Linked DNA regions of Homo sapiens: region 1 is linked to region 2. The links are chromatin contacts, found by Hi-C or POLR2A ChIA-PET in ENCODE. All regions are on one chromosome and are shown on one strand. Each heading gives the region's core, a stretch centred on a gene start or an enhancer-like site at or near the end of the contact. The rest is flanking DNA. Distances are from core to core; before and after follow the strand shown. Region 1 has its middle 130 kb from the start of LINC01894. Region 2 overlaps ZNF521 (zinc finger protein 521).

What was found. Hi-C counts contacts between places; a loop is a spot of excess contacts on that map. ChIA-PET counts read pairs that join two places held with the same protein, here RNA polymerase II (POLR2A). Pooled maps may share reads with other maps.
Region 1: a map of endothelial cell of umbilical vein shows a loop between it and region 2 (3-fold over the local background). The contact joins two enhancer-like sites. A Hi-C loop is called at or near these places in 13 of 168 maps with a recorded cell type or tissue (GM12878, K562, chondrocyte and 7 more), 28 of 37 single-sample maps with no recorded cell type and 28 of 50 pooled maps. POLR2A ChIA-PET finds 5 or more read pairs at or near these places in 2 of 52 experiments (OCI-LY7 and endothelial cell of umbilical vein).

What each region holds. Positions count from the first base shown.
Region 1 is chr18:24,860,646-24,863,938 of GRCh38, forward strand. No RefSeq gene overlaps it. Among named protein-coding and RNA genes, the nearest start is that of LINC01894, 130 kb to the right of the region's middle. RefSeq lists an enhancer at 1,890-2,391. Within about 2 kb of position 1,751, at least 2 of the 41 ENCODE cell types and tissues checked have a DNase peak (open chromatin) inside an H3K27ac peak, as active enhancers do; they include endothelial cell of umbilical vein, where a contact is called at or near this core.
Region 2 is chr18:25,228,096-25,231,227 of GRCh38, forward strand. The region is part of intron 3 of ZNF521 (zinc finger protein 521); the gene reads right to left. Among named protein-coding and RNA genes, the nearest start is that of ZNF521, 120 kb to the right of the region's middle. RefSeq lists enhancers at 275-1,925, 2,847-2,966. Within about 2 kb of position 1,259, at least 3 of the 41 ENCODE cell types and tissues checked have a DNase peak (open chromatin) inside an H3K27ac peak, as active enhancers do; they include endothelial cell of umbilical vein, where a contact is called at or near this core.

The DNA of each region.
Region 1 (3,293 bases), core at 501-3,000, 370 kb before region 2:
TTAACTTTATTGAGAGAGTCATAGTGCCGAGAATTTCCTGAGTGCTTCTTGTGTGTATCTCACAACTACCCTATGAGGCTGAGGTTCCAAATCCATATTTAAAATCTCTAAGGTTGTCCATATATTATCCATCTTTTAATAAATTATTCAAAATAAATAAGTAATAAGTTAATATGATAGAATAAAATCTCAGTATTTTGTTGTGTTCTATAATCTCCCCCATCTTTCATTTGGTCACTTGAATGAACACACTGAGAGTTATTATTTGATTATTTCCCATGCCGTACTGTTAAATCGCCCATTATGGCAATAGGGCCTGGAGTTTTGCTATTATATATTTTTACTTAGCAAAGGGCTACACACACACACACACACACGTACGCATGCACACAGGCATGCACAGGTATACACTTCCTAAAGTTAATATTAAATGACCGGAAAGTTTTCAGAGTACATGAATAAGTGTACTGTTCTTCCTACCAGTCCTATCTTGCTTCTAGCACAGTGAAATTTGGCCTGCTATCTGCTTAGCACAAGGCTCAGCAAATCCTTGTTGAACAAAAGGAAATTATGTTGAATTCTCCAACATCCTTGCAATTGCCCAACAGTTAAATCTATCCCGGTTTCTCTTCTTTCTTTCTTTCTTTAGGGATCTCCTAACCAGTTTAGCATTGCTGACCTATGTTTCCCTGTTCTGACCACTTCCTCTCTCAGCTCATTGATAAAGATTTTTCCATAGGAGGCCAACCCGGGTATGCCTAACTATTATGACCGAGGAAAGGGTCTAGTCTCCTTTGTTTATCTGCTGTCTGAGCCTACCAGGGAGGTCATGACTTTAAAAATATTTTCCCTACTCTGAATGGTGGGTGGAATCAATCTAGGCTTTTGGCACAGAGGCCTAGAGGAGTCTTTGAAGCCGACTTTGCCTGCGGTAAGGAAGCCTGTCTCTTGCTTTCCTATTCCCAGTCTGTTGAGCGTCTTCTGATGGGGCCACTGTTGTGTGGGGAGGGGAAGAAGCCTCCCTGATTCGAGGAGAAACTGGAGTGTTCGCACCACCCTGATGAGGGATACAAATATATTTGCCCCTGGTGAGCTGTTTGTAATTAATGCGTGCTTTGTGGTTTTAATCTTTCTTTAATCTGTAAAGCTATAAAAATTTACAGCTCAATTTTAGAATCAAGAAAAAAGCTAAATTGCACAGCTCAGTCCTTAAAGTTAACCATTTCACAAGATCACAATTGCAAGGAGAGTGTCCGCAGAGGCTCTTCCTGTGCTGTTCCATTATCTTTTCTCAGTGGTCTTGTTTTGTCCCTTATCCAGAAGTCACTGGAAACAGGAGAACCATCTCTCTACCTGTTTCTGTCTCACAAACACACACAGTGCCCCAAAGAAAATAAACAATACAGTACATGGTCTATAAAGCAAAGGGAAGAAAAGAACATCTTAGGTAAATACCAGACTACTTATTTTATGATTTTTAAATGTCATTTTTGCTCCAATATTGACTTTTTTTACGGAGGATGAATTATAGATCCTGCAGCACTGGGAGAGACCAGGGTTTCCTTTCTTAGACACAGCTGGTCAAGTTAAGAATTGAAGTCGTGGTAATTAGTTACGAGTTTCTTAGTATGGAAGTCCAGACTGCTGAGAGAACCCTGCGAGGTGACCCCTCCGGGGAAGACAATACACCCGGGAAAGGACCGGAATGGGCAACGAAGAAGCACAAAACAACATCCCAATCTTGTTGCTACAAACAGATGTTGCCGCGGGCGCTCGCTTGCAAGAACGAAATACAATACAATCCCTCATTTGTCTGACCAGGTTTCTCTCTCCAAGAATTGGTTTCGAGGCAAATTATTTCAGGGTTGCACAGGCTGGTAAAAGGCAGTGGAATTGGAAGCTATCGTCCTTGGCGACCTCAAGTCTCAGAAATGATGCTGTGAAAGTGAAAGGGGTTGATCAGGGGTCAGGGGGAGACTTGGAGCCAGAAACCAGGTCACAAGGAAGGAGGGGGCGGCCAGACTTCCAAGAAGAGGTTTTGAGAAACTAGCTAGAGGGAGCGGGTGTGAATTAAGATTCCTGGAAGGAGGTCATGGGAGGCTAAGGGGGAAAGAAAGAGAAAACTAAGTTAGTATCAACCCTGCCCTTCCCGAGATTTTGATTGTTCTCTCAGTGCCTATACAGACAGAGAAATGCAGGCTTAAAGAAATGGAGATTGCATTAGGGAAATTCAATTTGCCAAGACAAAAAGAAGTTCATTCAGATGAAAAGGGGTTAGGATTTGGTGAGGGGAAAGCCCTTTTGTTTTGTTTAGAAGAGTTTGTTTTTTTGTTTTTGTTTTTGTTTTTTAATAAAGTGTATATTAACTTGCCCTATTTTCCAACTTGCTTGTGAAGCCAAGTGAGTCAACTGTATTCTTATATGTTTTGCCAAAAAACATTATTATTCTATTAGAAGTTAAAGGCAAACACTACTACAAACCTGTAATTACTTAAATCTTGAATTTATTGCTCTCCATCTATTTTCCTTAATCTAACTGCTTCTATAACAATAAGCCATTATTGTTGTTGTTGTTGTTTTAGAGATAGTGTCTCGCTCTGTCACCCAGGCTGGAGTGCAGTGGCACTAACATACCTCACTGTAACCTTGAACTCTGGGGCTCAAGGGATCCTCTGGCCTCAGCCTCCCACGTAGCTGGGACTACAGGCATGTGCCACCACACCTGGAGAAAAGTTTTTAATTTTTTTAAATTAATTTTTTAGCTTTTTGTAGGAAGGAGGTCTTGCTATGTTGCCCAGGCTGGTCTTGAATTACTGGCCTCAAGCGATCCTCCCACCTCGACCTCCCAGAACACTGGGATTAAAAGCATGAGCATAAGAAGCCATTTTGAGGGCAAGCAATACTACTGAGAATAGATATTTGTTGAAAACCAGTTGTATGCCTAGCACTGCATTTGTAACAATAATACTAACCAGTGCCTATATAGCACATCTATCTATCTATCTATCTATCTATCTATCTATCTATCTATCCATCTATCTACCTATCATCATATATCTATGCTAGGTGCCAGGCTTATTTTATGAGGTCTACATGTAATATTAACCCCATGACAACCCTATAATATAGGTACTATTTTTACCTGCTCTTTACAGATGAGAAAACCATGGCTCAGTGAAGTTAATGACTTGCCCCAAAATTATGTAGCTAGCGAGTGACAGAACCAGTGTTTCGGTCAGACTGCTGGGTTTCAGAGTCTGGGCTGCCAACCATGACACTCATTTCTTTTCATG
Region 2 (3,132 bases), core at 9-2,508:
AAAAGAGGAAATATTACGGGAATGATTTAAAATTAATGCAGTCAACCCAGATGTCTAATATTTAATAAAAAATTCCCTCTGCATTTTGCTTGTTTTTATATAAAAAGGCAATTCTGCAGACCAAAATCTGTTACGGGGTTCTTATTGATACAGACCTTATTGCTTTCAGCAAAAAAATATTAAAAAGTAAGCACATGAAAGAAGACAGAAAACACAATAATAATTATGTCTTGTGTAATGAAAGATAACCAGGATTTCTTCAATAACTGAAATTCGAATTCCATAGGCCAGAAAATGGATTATTAAATGTTAGAAGGGTACTGCTAGATATTACATGTAGCTAGGATCAGCTAGGATCAAGAAAAAATGAGAGTTTCACAAGGGCCAGATTTTAATAGTGTATTTTGTTTGGAAAGTTCAAGAGGTGGCCCACCATATCTTCCTTTTGCAAAAGCTTCAGCAGCCTGAACTTCCTTAGCTAAACAGGACCTGCACTTTGAGGTGAGCAGAGACAAAGCAACTTGTGAAAAACTGGAAACAGGAAAAGTGATAAATGATTATGGTAAATGCTGAAAGATTTATGAGTGACAAAAAGAAGACAAACAAGACTGAGAGCCAGATATAAACTTAGCAAGTTATCCATAAAGGAATGTTACCTTATATTAGGTGATTTTAAAAACTATGTTCTTAGCAAACGTGCACTGTTATTTCTGTTGCTTTCTTGATATCCAAGTGGAAAATAAGACCATCTCAAAGCAGGTTGTGAAACCTCTTTTTTGCTTTTCATAACCTATTATTCAAGATCAGAAGAAACTTTAAAAGCTTTCCACTCTCCAAAGGAGCACGATTTTTCAAAAAAACACACAAGTAAAGACCATGGAGTGGAGCTGGTGGGGATAGTGTTTCAGTTAGAATAAGAGGCTCAGTTAGAGCATTATTAGAATATTCTAATGGTATTCAATTAGAGTATGTTCAAATAAGTTTTTAAATTCTTCAAAGCTGAAGTTCACTAGCAAGCTAAATGATTAATATAAAAGTAGAAACTGGTGAGCATTATGTAAACGAATTCCATGTCTGCTTTCTTTAAGGTAACAAGATTTTACTAGATTGTCAGCCTCTTCCTTATCCACAGGAAACAGATGAGGATCATTCCTTTCCTGCATCTAGAAACTGATGACAACACCATCTCACTATCAATGCCAGATGGCAACCCTCTCACTCTGAGAAAACAACCAAACACCATTCCTGGATCCTTGCCCACTGCAACAAAGCTTCGCCATACAAGTTGAAAACCGCATGATTTTGCATCCTCATTTATAGGACTCTATAACCCAACATGTTTCCAGCATAAGAAAGGGTCTGATGGATGTGGATGTGATTTATACTTAAAGTGAATACACCAGGAACATATGCAGATAAACTCAACTCACCACTCAACATACAAAAAAAAAAATTTAACTAAAAGCAAAAAAACTCAATAATGATCTAGTTTTCCCCTTAAAAAAGTGTTGTCACCTAAAGCTAATATACCTGAAACAAATCAAGGTTTCAAATATTTACCCTAATTGAAAAAAAAGGCCATCTATTAAATGTACTCAACATTCTAGGTAAAATCTACCACATTTCACATTTATCTTTTAGGCTTAAATCCTGCTATTTCATTTAAAAAATATTTTCAAACACATCTTCTCATTTATACATTTGGGGAAAACAGTGAATCAGAATTTGTAATGCATCCAGCCTAGAAGGATGTAACTATTGAGCTTGAAAATTGAGCAAGTGAATTTATAATTAAATTGCAGATTGTGTCCAGGTATGATATATTTTTTACAAATACATAAAGAATTATAGAGCAATGGACCATTATAAAAATTATGCAATCCCTAACACCAGGCTTAATTCAGGTTCTTGTCTGTGGTCCATGCCTGACTATATCTATTATATAACTGTTCTCTTAAGCTTGTAAATTTCAGTGACACGTCAAGTGAGCTGAAGGTTAGGATCAAGGTTTTAACCAGGATTCAAGAGAGCAGAAACCTTTTCTTTCTTCTCTCCAGTCCCCATTACTTGTCTTTGTAAAGGAAATTACACAACACCCCCTCTAGAAGTCATAAGGCGTGGGGATTGAGCAGAAGTAAATAGTTTGAGCAAGGAATAATACTTATAGAAAAATAAATAAAGCATCCCTGAAAGGCTGATTTCTGTTTTAAAATATAAAATGTAAAAACTCTCATTTGCCAGTACTGTAAATGGATTGTGTTCTCCAAAGAACACACAGGGACTCACTACTCCAAGCGGGTTGGTCCACACTCTTCAGGTATCAGACTCCTCCAAGACTTTTGTGGTGATGGTCTCCCCGCCAACATACTCTGAGGTCTACCTAAGACTTTGAGAGTTATCCATCCCCATTAACTTAGGCTTTTTGGCAGCCACAGTGCAAACTAAGCTTAAATGGTGAATATAGGTTTAAACGATGTCAATTTCTTTTTACACGTGGAAGAAACTGTAGAAGATTCTTTCAACTCAGGTTCCTGAATCAACTTTAACTTTTTTTCCCTTTGGCACTAAGTGCTACTTACAGGGACTGTCTTTCTGGGTGATGGCAAGTTTTCTGCATTTCAATGTGAAGTACTTAACATGTCCATGTTAAATTTTAATTTTTGAAACCAGTCTCTTCACTTGAGCTGACTCTCCGAGAGCTGTAGCTCTTACTGCCGAAAAAGCTTTGCTAGAAACCAGCTCTGTGGCCTAAAAAGTCTATTTAAAGATGCAAATGTGTGTGCATGGTTAGTGCAGATGTTTTTCTACAGCAACTGTACTTGCTGAGTTTCACCATTTCCATAAAGCACATTAAAACAAGTGTGTGAACACTCCGAGATGAAAGTCTCCAACACTCCTGAGACTTTCAGTGGAAAGTAGAGCCGCCTGACTTTTCTCCAAGCAGACAGGAATGCCCATGATTCAGCAGCCTGAGTAAATAAAAGAGGTCCTTATTTCCTAATTTCGCTGGCTGGCCACACTGCAGCAGCCTCTGTGTTTCTGCCAAAGGGGATGCAGAACTGGAACTACACCCAGCCGCTGAAGGCCTGTCTTTGTTAGCCAGCCAGGCTTTCCGGACCATCTTCTGGCAGC